Linked DNA regions of Homo sapiens: region 2 is linked to region 1. A link is an interaction called in ENCODE POLR2A ChIA-PET data of the cell type or tissue named here. Cell type or tissue: PC-3. All regions are shown on one strand. Each heading gives the region's core, and the rest is flanking DNA. Links, peaks and the distances in the headings are about the cores only.

The links. Peaks named below come from ENCODE experiments on the same cell type or tissue, not always from the same donor. Only the 100,000 strongest peaks of a DNase experiment are listed, where the experiment ranks them.
Region 2: POLR2A ChIA-PET joins it to region 1 with 5 read pairs; 2 of 35 experiments call an interaction of 5 or more read pairs at or near these places.

What each region holds. Positions count from the first base shown.
Region 1 is chr1:201,068,158-201,076,066 of GRCh38, reverse strand. It overlaps CACNA1S (calcium voltage-gated channel subunit alpha1 S), which reads left to right. Exons shown (of 44, transcript NM_000069.3): 13 at 452-572; 14 at 1,447-1,561; 15 at 2,425-2,518; 16 at 3,243-3,312; 17 at 5,663-5,795; 18 at 6,466-6,595; 19 at 6,871-6,930. Among named protein-coding and RNA genes, the nearest start is that of CACNA1S, 40 kb to the left of the region's middle. In PC-3, for the core only: no CTCF peak of the experiment used is centred there; a DNase peak (open chromatin) is centred at 3,646; H3K27ac peaks cover 318 bases; H3K27me3 peaks cover 1,353 bases.
Region 2 is chr1:200,878,495-200,886,403 of GRCh38, reverse strand. No RefSeq gene overlaps it. Among named protein-coding and RNA genes, the nearest start is that of GPR25, 9.5 kb to the right of the region's middle. RefSeq lists silencers at 440-499, 2,577-2,777. In PC-3, for the core only: no CTCF peak of the experiment used is centred there; no DNase peak of the experiment used is centred there; H3K27me3 peaks cover 998 bases.

The DNA.
Region 1 (7,909 bases), core at 1,651-5,650:
AGATGGAGTCTCGCTCTGTCACCCAGACTGGAGTGTAGTGGCACAATCTCAGCTCACTGCAACCTCCACCTCCTGGGTTCAAGCAATTCTCCTACCTCAGCCTCCCAAATAGCTGGGATTACAGGTGCCCACCACCATGCCTGGCTAATTTTTGCATTTTTAGTAGTGATGGGGTCTCACCATGTTGGCCAAGCTGGTCTCGAATTCCTGACCTCGAATGATCCACCCATCTCGGCCTCCCAAAGTGATAAGTAACAGGCGTGAGCCACTATTCCCCAGCTGGAATAGGGGTTTTGGGGATAGCAGGGGCTGGCCACCCAGACTGTGGAATGAAAAGAGGGAAGGTCTGAGAGAACCACAGAGTTGGAGGAGAACTTCGGTCAATGCGGTCCCAATAGAAGACTCTCAGGCCCCTCTGTGTTCCCGAGCCCTCTATCCTCCCTCCATACAGGTACTGACAGGGGAAGACTGGACCTCAATGATGTACAATGGGATCATGGCCTACGGCGGGCCGTCCTACCCTGGCATGCTTGTGTGCATTTACTTCATCATCCTTTTCGTCTGTGGCAACTGTATCCTCTCGGGAGCAGGGTGCAGAAAAGAGCTTAGGGAGGGGGTGGGGGAAAGGGCTTAAAATGGGGGTCAAGGGTGTCCAGTTTCTAGGTAGCCAGGCCCTCTGGCTGGAGGGGAGCTCCCAGGCCCATGCGGTAGGGGGTAGGACATAGCAAATGCAGGTACAGCTGTAGGATAATTCTTTGTGCCAAAAAGATTAGAGACTCACAGGGTTGTTTGGCTACAGCTGGGAGGAATTAAAAGCCCAGTAAGGTCAGTGAGCCTAGAGCAGTGGGGAGGAAGGACAGAGCTTTGCTGAGGAACATGAAGATGGTGGGACAGCCTTCTCCAAAGGTTCAGAGGCAGGCAGGGAGCCACCAGGACCCTGTGGCCGGGATGATCAGTCTGAGCGCTGGGACCAGAAGGACGGAGCCAGAACAGGCTGAGAGATGAGAGGAGCAGATATGAGGGTAAGGTGGATGGGGCCGGAGAGTTACTGGCAGTGCCTGAGCCGTCCTGGTGCCTGCACCTTGGAATGTGATACTATGGGGAGTGGGGAGGAAGGGCACCGTTGTTCCCCAACTCATGTGTGCCTCGCATGGGTCTCACTTGTTTTGCCTCACTGGCTCTCCACGCAGCTCAGTGTGGGAGCTGGGACCAGTCTGGACAGGAAACGGATGGGATTCAAGGCCACAGGATTCAGGCTCCTTCCTGGGTACTCTCAGCAGGCAGGCTTCCCTGAGGGCCTTCCACTATGTCCCTGGATCCACACCTTCCCATGGGTAGCTCTGGGAGAGTGGGGTTAGGTCCTGCCCACATGCAGGCAGACAGAACTCCTGCCCTGCAGGCTCCCTTCCACCTACAACCAAAGGCTCCTTAGCTAAACCCGCTCAGACATCCTGCTCAATGTCTTCCTGGCCATTGCCGTGGACAACCTGGCCGAGGCGGAGAGCCTGACTTCTGCCCAGAAGGCCAAGGCTGAGGAGAAAAAACGCAGGAAGATGTCCAAGTGAGTGCTTCCTTAGCAGGAAGGGACCTGGAGTGCTCAGTCGTGGCCATGGCCTTCCAGCTCTGGACAGGGCCTCCCTGTAACCCAATGATCAGGGTCCCTGACATGGTGACACCCACCTCAGTGGGCAAACTTCTGTAACCTGCACATGGGGGTGGCTGAGATCCTTCCCTGGGGGCAAGAACAGAGACAAGTTGGCCTTCTGGACAGACAGGCCTCAGGATGTAGAATGCCAGAGCCTCAGAGCCTGGCCAGTTGGGCAGGGCTCCCCTGCGGAGGGATCCTGGGAATTCCCCTCCCAACCCTGTCACTGAGTCGCTATGCCTCTGGGCGGGGTTGGAGTTCTACATCGAACAGGCTCCCCGGTGGTGCCCATGCTGCTGGTTGGAGGATTATGCTTCAAGTACCTAGGTTCTAGACAGAGTTCTGCTTCTTCCAATGCCCATGCCTACAGGAATGGGACACCCATTCCTGTGGAGGCAAGATGGAAAAAGAGGGACCAGCAATGGAGTTCAGACATTTCTAAAGAGTTGGAGCCATCTTGGGCAAACCATGCTTCCACTCTATGAATCTCGTATAAACCCAGTACAAAGCCACACTCCACCCATTCACTATCAACCAACGTTAAACATGGCTGACCAGTGAGCCACCGGTAGCCATGGGCCCATGCTGTGTGTCGGGCCCTCTCACCACAGAGAAGGGACTTGCCTGAGCCCACTGCCCTTCCCATTTGGGGGCTGATGCCACTCCTCCTACAGATCCCCTGGAGCCCTTGGTGTGGGATCCTCCTGAAGGTGTTGTCAGGTTCAGCAGATCCCTGAGAACTTTCTGGTTTGGCTTCCACTTTGGGTTTTCTAACTCAGGGGTCTCCCAGACAAGTCAGAAGAGGAGAAGTCAACGATGGCCAAGAAGCTGGAGCAGAAACCCAAGGGTGAGGGCATCCCCACCACTGCCAAGGTGAGCACCTCAGGTGGGGATGTTAGAGGCAGTCTAGGGGCTCTTCCAATCCATGGTTCCCTTCATACCACAGGGTACAGGTGGGGTAGGGTGGGGAGGTAGGAGAGTTATCAGCCAGGTGAGGGCATCTCCCTGCGTACGACTGGAGGGAGAGCCAGCGAATCCATCTCCAGGGACTCCTGCACTGAGAGGCACAGCAGACCTCCCAATCTGGGAACCAGACTTCTCCAGCGTAGCAGCTTCCCACTCCAGACCAAGGAGGTATTTCCTCTCCCTGACACCCGCTGTTCCACTGAGAGGCCCAGACCGGCTTCCACCATTGCTAGCCCTGCCCTGCTCATTCCCATCTGACTCTGCTCACCATTCCTGAAAACTGAGGAAGTGGAGTTCAAAAAGTCAGGGAACTGGGCCCAGAGAGGCTCGAGGTCCTGGCCTGGGGAAGCTCAACTCCCTTCTGGAGAACCAAGCAGTGGGTATGTGAAGATAGAGTCAGACAGGCTAGGGCGGGCTCAGGCCTTGCCCCGTGGGAGCTTTTGCAAGTTGTCTGGCCTTGCTGGGCCTGGCCTCTCATTTGTAAAATGGGGATGATCATAATATTCCCTGTTCCTTAGGCTGTAGGGATGATTAAGTGAGCTGAACGCTAACAGGCTCTCCAGTATATGCTCATTGAGGGGAAACCGCAACTTCTTTTTCATTGTTATAGTCATTGTGTTCCTTCCTACAGCTGAAAATCGATGAGTTTGAATCTAATGTCAATGAGGTGAAGGATCCCTACCCCTCAGCCGACTTCCCAGGTGAGGATGCTGGAGACTGGACTGGAGCAGGGTGCTGGGGTGAAGTAGGGGTGTGCCGGTCCTGAATTCTCCCCATGGGCAGTCTCTTGTGTGTCCCTACCTGTACCCCTCCATGTGGAGATCAGAACACCGGAGACATCCCTTCTGTGCAAATAAGCCATCTGCCAGCTTGTCTCTCTCAACAATGCACACAACAGAAAAACCCATACATTTTACTTTCATGTAACTCAGCAAGTATTTATTGAGTGCCAGCTATGTGCCTCACTGCCAAGGACTCAGTTTTCAAGAAGCACAGGGACACGTGGGTATACAAGTCTTCCCTGCCAGTCATGCAGAATGGATCATAAATGAGGACACGCCCATATATGTCGTGATGAGGCAGATTACTCACTATCCAGTGTCTGGTAGGGCTGGGGGCCGGAAGGATACAGGGATGGATAGAACCATGGCAGGCAATGTGGGAAAGTCCAAGAGGAGGAAACAATGGTGGGGTAGGGGGAGCATGGATAAGAAACAACCGTGGATAAACCACAAACATCTCATAAATGCAAATAGCCAGTGACTGCTGCAGAAATCCCATTTATCTGGACCAAGAAGAGGACAAGCAGAACCAGGCTGAATTAATCTTACCAGGCCACCTGACAGAGCCCTGGGGCCCAAGAACTCTCTGGGTCCTGGGTCCTTCGGATCACCGGGTCAGTGGGGCAATTTTAGATCTACTTGTCCCATCAGCTGATCAGCTACTTGTATGTCTACTTATGGAATCAGCTGATTAGCATCTGTTTGCCCCAGTGACTCTAAGCTCCAGGGGGACTTTTGTGTTCCACACAGCACAGTGTTTGGCTCAGAGGAGGCACTCAATAAATTGAATGAATGAATGCATGAAAGAATTTTGCAAAGTGAAGTATGGGGAGAATGGAGCTGGTACAAATAAGAATAATGAAATTTCTTCAAATATCTACCAGCAATGAATATTTGTGTTTTAGAATAACTCATTTTGAGTTGTTTCATCTAACAGTTATCACCTCTTAGATGGCAGTGACTTGTGTGCAGGTGAGATGGTGGCTGACAGGAAATCTGAGGTCAGGGACAAGGAAGGGGCTGGAAAGAAGTAAGGAGAGGAGGGGTAGAGGGGGTGTGGGCTGGACAGCAGGAAGAGAGTCTTACCAAGGGGACTGAATGTGTTTATATCCTGCTTCTTTCTAAAAATAGTTTGAAATGGCTTACAGCAAAAGATATGTGCAATGAAATTAACAAACTGGGCATAGGTGGAGGAAGTAAGAAGGCGGGGGAAAGATGCAAATATGCTAACTCGAAGAATTAATGGTCTCTGCGATTAAGCGTGAAATGTGTCTCTGGGGTCTGTGGCAGGCTGGGCAAGACAGAAAGTGTCACGTTAGGACACTCATTCCAAGGAATAAGAGTTCTAGCTTCTCGGGGGAACAGAAAAATTGGAATGTGACTTGGTGGATTTGAGAACCCCTACAGGTGGCCATGATGGAGACAGTAGAATCCAGTAGCTCTTGGCTTCCCTCAAGGCCTCTGCCAGGGGCCAGGAGGGTTAGGGAGGAGGTAGCTGTCAGGGGAGGGAACCAAGAGAAACCCCAGCTTTGAATAGTGCCCCCACCGTCTGATCACGGGATTCTCCCACCCTGGGAGCTGAGGATTTCGGGTACTCAGCTTCCTCTTGAGGTCATGAGACTCAGTGAATGTGCTTGGAATGTCCGTCTCTTCATCCCCTATCCCCTGCCTGCATCCTGGGGACTGGGTGAAGCTCAAGAAATTCTGATTGCTTTTTTCCATGCTGGAAGAAGCTTCTCTGTGAAGTTACTATTTTTAAAATCCTAGCCCAGGAGAGGATCACAGGGTCCTTTTATTTCAACAACCCTCCTGCCCCTTGTCGGTTTCACAAATTGGAAACTGACGCTAAGGAAGGGCACAGACCTTCCCAGCACTGCACAGCAAGTTAGACGCAGACCTGGGACTAGGACCCAGGTCTCTTCTTCTGAAGCAGCGTTTCCCACTCCATCCCCCAGCCTATGGATATTTGAGGCTGTGTGGATCGAGCCTTGAGACACAACATGCAGCCACAAAGTTACTTGGGCTTGCTCCTTGCCCCACTTCTGGAAGGTTGTGGGCTTCCCTTACCTACCCTTGACGCTCAAATCTGCTCACTGTGAAGAGAAGGAGATGCCCGGGCTGGACTCTGCCAAAGCCCTAGGGTCCCAAGTCAGCCTGGTGGTCCCTTGCTTACTGGCTGCAGGGGCTCCTAGGAGGGCTCTGAGCACAGAAGCCATGGGCATAGCAAAGCATGGGAAGACACCCCTAATTCCTCTCTCTCTCCCCACAGGGGATGACGAGGAAGATGAGCCTGAGATCCCGCTGAGCCCCCGACCACGTCCCCTGGCTGAGCTGCAGCTGAAAGAGAAGGCCGTGCCCATTCCAGAAGCCAGCTCCTTCTTCATCTTCAGCCCCACCAATAAGTGGGTGCCCCTTGGCTGCTGTGGGGGTGATTGATGCGGCTCTCATCTGCTTCCCTGCCCTAGAAAAAACCCTGTCTGACTCTCCATGCCTACAGTTATACTATGAGAAACTCAGTGTTTTAGCTTAAGATCTTGTGCCCTGTTTAAAATGCTAGTATATCTGGGAAAAGTAATGCTTTAAACCTTATCAGTTATTTACACCTAAGAGGGACCTGTTTATTGGTTCCTTTCTGAGAGAAGAGCTTTAGACAGGTCAAGGGGGAGAGAGCAAGGGAAGCTATAGTTTTTATCGGCTTCATAATTTTACACCTTTAAACTATACACAGGCCATAGTCTCTGTGGAGTTTCATCTGTCTGCCTCATGGATAGAGACCAGCCTGTCCCATTTTCATTTGATGGGAAACCTCAGGGTGGTGCCATAATTGCAGGAAGGGGCAGGTGGTGGGAGGGGCTTGGCTGGGAGGAGGAACTAAGGCTTTAGAAACAGAGTGAGAGGTCAGGGCCCCCTGTGTGTCCAGCCAGAGGACCCTGCAGGTGCAGGGCTGCACTTCTCTCCTGGCCAGGGAGGAGCAGGAGGTGTATTCCATGTTCGTCCGCAGGATGGAGGCTGATGAGGCCTGAGCCTCCAGCAGCTCACAGCTCCCCTGCCCTCCCTACCTCGCCCCACCAGGATCCGTGTCCTGTGTCACCGCATCGTCAATGCCACCTGGTTTACCAACTTCATCCTGCTCTTCATCCTGCTCAGCAGCGCTGCACTGGCTGCGGAAGACCCCATCCGGGCTGATTCCATGAGAAATCAGGTGACGGGCTTCACCCTCTCTGCCACTCAGCACCCCTGCCCCCTCCAGCCTCAGTCTGGTGCCCAGGGTTCAGCTGTATCCTCTATGTGGCTACAAGCATCAGAGTTTCTTAGAGTTCAGTTCCTCAGGGATAGGACTGCCCACTCCACTCCTTCTGAACGGCACAGGCTGGGGCACAGAATGGCTCTGACTGCCTGCTTTATGCTGCTGCTGCTGCTGATACTGTTGCCCCCTCCTCCTCTCACTGGCTGCTCCCGCCCCTGCCCTGTCCCCAGATCCTTAAACACTTTGACATCGGGTTCACCTCTGTCTTCACTGTGGAGATTGTCCTCAAGGTGAGTGAAGGCTGTGGGGCAGCCCTGGGGAGGGAGTTTCCCTGATGTGGCTCCAGTTTACACACACTGAACTCAGGGGCTGGAGAGAAGCAGAAAAGAGGTGGAGACTGGCAGGAAAGACTCATGGGACCCAGCACACCGGCAGGCCCACAAGTATCTGGATGGAGGGCTGGAAAGTAAAGCCCAGCCAGCCTGTGGCTCCCCCATCCACAGAGTACAGCCCATGTCTTGAAGCCTCAGGCATTTTTCTTTTTATTTTTTCTTTTTAGATGTCGTCTCACTCTGTCACCAGGCTGGAGTGCAATGGCACTATCTCAGCTCACTGCAACCTCCACCTCCCAGGTTCAAGCGATTCTCCTGCCTCAGCCTCTCAAGTAGCTGGGATTACAGGCGTCTGCCACCACACCCAGCTAATTTTTTGTATTTTTAACAGAGACAGGGTTTCACCATGTTGGCTGGGATGGTCTTGATATGCTGACCTTGTGATCCGCCCACCTCAGCCTCCCAAAGTGCTGGGATTACAGGCATGAGCCACCTCGCCCAGCGAACTCTCGCATTTTTCTTCCATACAGTTAGCTTAAGAGCAGACCTGGTGGCCGGGCGCAGTGGCTCACGCCTGTAATCCCAGCACTTTGGGAGGCCGAGGCGGGCGGATCACCTGAGGTCAAGAGTTTCAGACCAGCCTGGCCAACATGATGAAACCCTGTCTCTACTAAAAGTACAAAAATTAGGCAGGCATGGCGGCAGGCACCTGTAATCCCAACTACTCAGGAGGCTGAGGCAGGAGAATTGCTTGAACCTGGGAGGCAGAGGTTGCAGTGAGCTGAGATCATGCCACTGCACTCCAGCCTGGGTGACGAGAGAGACTCCATCTCAAAAAAAAAAAAAAAAAAAAAAAAAAAAAAGAGCAGAGCCGGGGAGCTGTGTGATTTGTCATCCCTAGACCTCTGTTAACAGTGACTGGAAAGGCCTTTTCCTC
Region 2 (7,909 bases), core at 1,345-5,344, 190 kb after region 1:
CTCTATCTAAAAATAAAAATATAAATAAATAAATAAATAAATAAATAGCACCTGAACAATTTGGGGCTTTTTATCAATTTATCCTGTGAATGTTAAGTGCGTGGCTCAGGTACATAATTTGGGGGAAACTTTTAAAATATGTGTTTTGTAGTCAGATCGCCTCAGTTTCTTCATCTGTAAAATGGGCATGAGAAGGCCCACTCACGTGACTGTGGTGAGGATAATGAAATCATGCAGATAAAATGCTTTTGAGCATTGTGCTTTGCACATAGTAAGCACCCAATAAAATGGCAGGGTTTTTTAAAGAAGATGTTTTCCAAATTATCTTTTTTTTTTAAAGTTTTTCTTCTTCCTCACACCCAACCCCCAGGAAAAACAAGATAGTATTTACTCATGATAATTACAAATTTAATGGTCCAGACCTGTTTACTGGTGACCAAGTTCCACTTCCTGTGGTTTAACAACTTGGGGCTTCAAAAGACCAATCTCCCCCTGTGATCAGGCCTGGGCCTATGGCCTTGGCATGGGTTATATAAAAACAAATTAGGACCTTATACCTTTGCCTTGTCTTAAAATACTCAAAGAGATGAGAAAGGAGTGTGTTTTTGAAGAAAGGAGGGTTTTAATTGAGGTCAGATGCTGTCTAAATCCATTGAAATGGTCCATAAACCCAGCTACGTGTGACCTCCTCCCCATCTCTCCTCAGAGCTCTGCCCCCAACCCACACTCGTCCACACCCCTCTGCAATTGGTTCATTTAGGTCAATGCAGTTTCATTCGTTTGTTCAAAAATGTGTGCACCAAAGCGTTGTGGGTGCTCTCACAGCCCTGTGGGCTCGGGCAGTGGTGAGACAGGGCTCAGTAGGAAAGTCAGTTCTATGGAATGAACTCCCATTTACCCATCACCTACATCTAGTATATTTAGTAAAGATTAACATTTCCCTATATGATTTTTTCTTTTTTATAGTTTTTTTTTCTTTATTACCTTTCATTTTTCTTGGTTTTTTTTTTTTTTTTTTTTTTTTTTGAGACAGGATCTGGCTCTGCTGCCCAGGCTAGAGTAGAGTGGCACAATCTCAGCTCACTTCAACTTCTGCCTCCCAGGCTCAAGCCATCCTCCCACCTCAGCCTCCTGAGTAGCTAGGACCACAGGCATGCGCCACCATGCCCGGCTAATTTTTATATTTTTTGTAGAGATAGGGTCTCACTTTGTTGCCTAGGCCGCTCTCGAACTTCCGAGCTCAAGCAATCCATTTGCCTCGGCCTCCCAAAGTGCTGGGATTACAGGTGTGAGCCACTGCACCGGGACTATTTTTTTCTTTAGTGAAATATCTTAAAGAAAATCCCAGGCATGGTGACATATGACTAATAAATGTTTCAGAATGTATCTCTGAAAATAATTGGACATTTTTCTTATATGATCGCTTGACCATTATCACAATCACTTCTTAATCTCACCTAATACCAAGTTATATTCCAAGTTCTCCAGTTGTCCTCATACTGTCTTTTAAAGTTGGTTAGCCCGGGAACAGTGGCTCACACCTGTAATCCCAGCACTTTGGGAGGCCTGGGCTGGCCTCCATGCTTGAGCTCAGGACTTCAAGACCAGCCTGGGCAATATGGAGAAACCCTGTCTCTACGAAAAATACAAAACTTAGCCGGGTGTGGTACCACACTCCTATAATTCCAGTTACCTGGGAGACTGAGGTGGGAGGATCACCTGAGCCCAGGGAGGTCGAGGTTACAGTGAGCTGAGATCCCACCACTGCACTCCAGCCTGTGTAACAGAGTGAGGCCCTGTCTCAAAAAAATAAAATAAAATTTTGGTTTGTTTGTATCTAAATCCAGTAAGATCTACACATGGCATTTGGCTCTTTTAATCTGGTATTGTTCCCTGCCCTGCATCCCCCAACTTTTAAAATCATGTCAGTGACTTGTTTAAAGAAATCGGGTCAGTTGTCTCATGAAATGTCCTAAATTCTGTTTTATCTGTCTGTGTCCTCACATTGTCATTTAACTCCTCCTAACCCCTATATTTCCTAAAACATGGAAATTAGCACCAAAGGCTTGCAAACATTCAGGTTTATCATTTTCTGGCAAGTACCTCACAGGTAATGCTGGGTGCTTCATCCTGCTCCTATTCTGAAGCATGTCATGTCTGTTTGTCCTCTTTTAGCAATGCTAAGTACATCAGTGGGTTCAGATGTTGACAGCCTGACCCCTCCATCATCATCTTGCATTTTCCCCCTTCTCACTGGGAGAGAATCTGTGGGGCAACATGTTGACATCTTGCAATAGTCTAGCTCCCCAGAAGCCTCTCACCCAAAGGTTTTAGCAGCCATTGATGATTTTTGCCTGAATCAATTATTTTATTAGAGGTTGCAAAAGGCGATTTGCTATTTCTACTAAAATGAGTTTTACTGTTAAAAAGCAATAAACTTCATAAAATGTGATCAATCAGCTTCTTACCGATCTAGCTTCCAAATTCAGCTTGTGATATAAGAGAATCCCATAAAGACACCCGTATTGATTGATTACGTATTAAAAATAACTTCCCTGTTTGTTAGTACCGCATTCTGGAGAGCCCTCTGCCAACTCTGCTCTGTTGTCTTCCTTAGACCATAACCTCTGAGAATGCATAAAGTATGTGTGCACATATCTCTCTTGGTACAGGACCACATAGAATCAGGCTCTTACATGTCACAAAGTGTGTATTAAGTGGGCTGATAAGTGTATTTTACTCGCTAAGTGCTGTCAGTTATTTCTCTTTCTTTGGTCTCCTATTGATGGGGTTGTTCATAGTAATGGATGGGTTTTTAAAATTGTTTTGCCTGATTGTTTGATCTGATTATTTGATTTTTAATTGATGATTGTCTGCTTCTAGCCTTTTGATGGGTCCATTTTATTAAATGTTAAAAAATAATTTTAAGCAATAAACTAGACAAGCCTCTAGAGAACAGGCTTAGGCCTACAGTCAAAGGATTTGGGGATCTTAGGGCTGACAGGGATCAGAGAGGTCTCCTTATCCAATCCCCACCCAGTGCTGGGGCCTTGTCTGTAGATAGATGGCACCGCTACAAAACTGTCGCTGTGGATTAAACACACAGCCTCACTCATTTCAGAGACCACTCTGGGCTCTGGCAGGAAATTCCCAGACAGAGAGACAAAGTCTTTCACAGTCTTTCACTGTGGGGACACACTGACCAACTGATCTCCAAAAATCAAAGATATACAAAAGCAACCGATTCACAGCATGGAATTCTTTGTATGGTTTTTAATTTCAAGAAAAAGAGATAGGAAAGGAAAAATAACATTTTACCCAAAACAAAAGATCCACACAAGCCCACATTTTCCATTTCTTTTTTGGTGTGGGATGGAGACAAATTATTCATGGTTGCTCTGCAGGAGAGCTGGGAGTCTTTTTCATTTCTTTTCTCTTTTCTTTTTTTTCTTTCTTTTTTTTTTTTTTTTTTTTTTTTTTTTGAGATGGAGGCTGTCTCTGTCACCCAGGCTGGAGTTCAGTGGCACGATCTCGGCTCACTGCAACCTCCACATCCCGGGTTCCAGCAATTCTCCTGTCTCAGCCTCCTGAGTAGCTGGGACTACAATCGCATACCACCACACCTGGCTAATTTTTGTATTTTTAATAGAGACGGGGTTTCACCATATTGGTCAGGCTGGTCTTGAACTCCTGACCTTGTGATCCGCCCGCCTCAGCCTCCCAAAGTGCTGGGATTACAGGGGTAAGCCACCATGCCCGGCCGTCTTTTTCATTTCTGTAGCCCCACAGTCTTGCATATCCTACCTGGCACAGTAGTAATGCAAAATGAAAGTTTCTTGAAACATTGAATTTAAGAAGAGAAATCCGGCCAGGTGCAGTGACTCACACCTTTAATCTCAGCACTTTGGGAGGCCAAGGCAGGCGGATCACCTGAGGTCAGGAGTTTAAGACCAGCCTGGCCAACACAGTGAAACCCCGACTCTACTAAAAATACAAAAAATTAGCCGGGCGTGGTGGTGGGCGGCTATAATCCCAGCTTCTCAGGAGGCTGAGGCAGGAGAATTGCTTGAACCTGGGAGGCAGAGGTTGCAGTGAGCTAAGATCGTGCCACTACACTCCAGCCTGGGCAACAGAGTGAGACACGGTCTCAAAAAAAAAAAAAGAGAGAGAGAGAGAGAAGAGAAATCCACAACCATGGTAGAATTCAATTTTACTCTTAAAATTATAGCAAACATAGAATGCTTAATATGTGCCAGATAGTCATAGTCAACACATTTCACCCTCTCACAAACTCTGTGACTTAAGAAGTATCATCTCCTCCTCCTGTGATCTGAGGAGGATCCCAAGGGGAAAAGTAAGTGAGTAACATACCCAAGATCTCAAAGACAGTAAGAAGCAGAGCTGGAACTTGAACCCAGCTAGTGGCACTGGAGTTTGTGCCCTGAACGTCTATATATGGTTACTAAAAAGCACTTACACTCATTAGTATGCTCTTTTTTTTTTTTTTTTTTTTTGAGACAGAGTCTCGCTCTGTCACCCAGGCTGGAGTGCAGTGGCACGATCTCAGCTCACTGCAAACTCCACCTCCTGGGTTCACACCATTCTCCTGCCTCAGCCTCCCGAGTAGCTGGGACTACAGGCGCCTGCCACCACACCTGGCTAATTTTTTGTATTTTTTTAGTAGAGACGAGGTTTTACCATGTTAGCCTGGATGGTCTCGATCTCCTGACCTTGTGGTCTGCCCGCCTCAGCCTCCCAAAGTGCTGGGATTACAGGCATGAGCCACCGCAACTGGCCTAGTGTGCTCTATTTCTTTTCAAAGTGCGTTTTCCACAAGTCCACAGCTACTGCTTTTGAGGAGGTTTCAATCTTTTGAAGGAGAACATAACAGGCGAGAGAATCACACAGGGTGGTGAGGGGGAAGAACCCAAAAGAGGGTGATGGATGCAGGGGAATTTTTTCAGTTTGAAACAGACACTCAAAATTAGTCCCAAATTAGATAGAAATGATGTTTGTTATGGTATATTTATAAAAGCAGAGGCTCCTGAGCAACATAAATGTCTAATCATGGAAGAATGGTTAGTTATACTGTGGTCTATACACTGAATGACGCCTTTAAAAATGACAACTATGAAATCTATATAGTGGCACAGGAAAATGTTTATAATATGTTCTGCAAAATAATAAAGCTGGACACGACACGATCTCAGCAATGTAAAATGTGACCATGTGGAGAAGGGTTAAGAGGATGGGCAAAAATGAAAATTATTGCAATTAGGGTGCAGGATCTTGAGTTAGTTCACTCTTGATATTATATTTTCTCTCTTTATGATAATAATAATTTTAGAAATTGAAACCTGAGAAGGCTCGACACGGTGGCTCACACCCGTAATCCCAGCACTTTGGGAGGCCAAGATGGGAGGATAGCTTGAGCCCCGGAGTTTGAGACCAGCCTGGGCAAAATGGACAGACCCCATCTCTACAAAACAAATTTTTAAATAATTAGCCAGGAGTGATGGTGTGTGTGCCTGTGGTCCCAGCTACTTGGGCTGAGGCAGGAGGATGGCTTAAGCCTGGGATTTCGAGGCTGCAGTGAGCTATGATTGTGCCACTGCACTCCAGCCTGGGCAACAAAGCAAGACCCCATTTCTTAGAAAAAGAAAAGAAAGGAAAAAGAAACCTACGAAGATTTGGGACAATTGGCTATATAAAGAATAAGACTTTGCCTACAAAGAAACGGAATTCAGAGTGCCCTGTGACCTTCCTTATCCTGCCACTCTGTGTTTGTGGGACCCAGAATAAGAGCAGCCCATGGCACAACCTGCTTGCTTAAGGTTATTCAGAAGCAGAGATGATGAATAGAAAGAAATGGTTGCATGCACAGCATGAAGACAGTCATTTTCAGAGCAGGGCAGCAATTAATCACCCCTTGTCTAGCACATCTCCCTGAGGCAAACCACAGTCTCCATCCAGACACTGGCAGCTGTTGTCTGAGGTCCATCGAAGCCCATTGAAGCCCTGCCCGTCTTTCCCCAGCTCTCTCATTCACTGCTGGGACTACCAGGCAACCCTGGGGTTTGTGGGTTTCTCCCCAGTCCTGCCCCTATCACCCCTGGGAAGAGCCCCATTTCTCTCTCAATCCAATGCCCCAACAATTTACTGTCCATGTCCGTAGGACAGGGATTCTGATTTTTTTGAGAACAAAAGCGGGGTAATTTCCATGCTGGGCAACAGCCTTGACTCTGGCACACTTGGTTTAGTACCAATTAGTGAGAAACAGGGTTAGCGGGCACTAGAAAACTGGTGGAAGTTGGAAGGTGGGTTGAGCTGTGGCCCATGAAGCCACAATTTTCAGCCCTGCCCTGTGTGTGTGTGATCCTGGCAAGTCAACTGAGCTCTTGGAGTTCTAACTCTCCTATCTAAAATGGGGATAATAACACAGGTTCTTTAGGCAAGATACTTTGGGAAAGTTATATAAACTCTCCAGAACTCATTTTTTTAATCTGTAGAATAGAAACAATAATATTATATACCCCATAAAGTTATTGTGAGGATTAATAATATTATATAAATATATATATAAAGTAAGAACTTTAGCTCAGAGCCTCTCAACTGCGCTCAGTAAATATTAGCTATTATCTTGACATCTACTTCAGAGGGATATTGTAATGAGATATTATGTATAAAAGGCTTTTGTCTTTGAAATAATATAACAAGATAGTAAATATTTTCTTTTTAAGTTGGGCAGACACCAAACTGACAAATTTTTTTTTGTTTTGTCTTTTTTTTTTTTTCAGGCAGAGTTTTGCTCTTGTTGCCCAGGCTGGAGTGCAGTGGTGTGATCTCAGCTCACTGCAACCTCCGCCTCCCCGCCTCAAGCAATTCTCCTGCCTCAGCCTCCCAAGTAGCTGGGATTACAGGTGCCCGACACCACACCCCGCTAATTTTTTTGTATTTTTAGTAGAGTCGGGGTTTCACCATGTTGGCCAGGCTGATCTTGTACTCCTGGCCTCAGGTGATCTGCCTGCCTTGGCCTCCCAAAGTGCTGGGATTACAGGCATGAGCCACTGCACCTGGCCATTTTTAATTTTTTTAGAGACAGAGTCTCACTATGATGCCCAGACCAGTCTCGAACTGCTGGGCTCAAGCGATCTTCCCACCTCGGCCTCCCAAAGTGCTAGGATTACAGATGTGAGCTACCCATGCCCAGGCTGCTTTTAAAACATTTGCAGCTGGGTGTGGTGGCTCATGCCTGTAATCCCAACACTTTGGGAAACCGAGGTGGGTGGATCACTTGAGCTCAGGAGTTTGAGACCAGCCTGGCCAACATGGTGAAACTCCGTCTCTACTAAAAATACAAAAATTAGCTGGACATGGTGGCGCGTGCCTGTAATCCCAGCTACTTGGAAGGCTGAGGTAGGAGAATCACTTGAACCCAGGAGGTGGAGGTTGAAGTAAGCTGAGATCGTGTCACTGCACTCCAGCCTGGGTGACAGAGTGAGACTCTGTCTCAAAAAAAGAATTTTTTCTTAATATGCTACACAGGTATAAGTGGTGATTATTACCTTAAGTGACCCCCATTTCTGGCCCTCAGTCTCCTCGTTCTCAGAATGGACAAAATGAGCTTCTGTCCTTAAAGCACTGTGATGGATGTAAATATGAATCTCAGGCAGTGCCCACTTTCATGGAAGATGTACTTACACACTCAATAAATACTTTTTGATGTTCATGATGATGAAGAGGAGGGGTGATTTCACATCATTGCTTTCTCCTTTCCTCTCACATCCCAAGCATTTCCTGGTCTTTTCATCATTTGCACCTTTTGCCCCATCATTTGGGGGTGATGGGATAAGTATGTCTTGTGGCCACTCGGCCCAGGTAGGACAGGGAGTTAGCCCCAGTAAGCTCT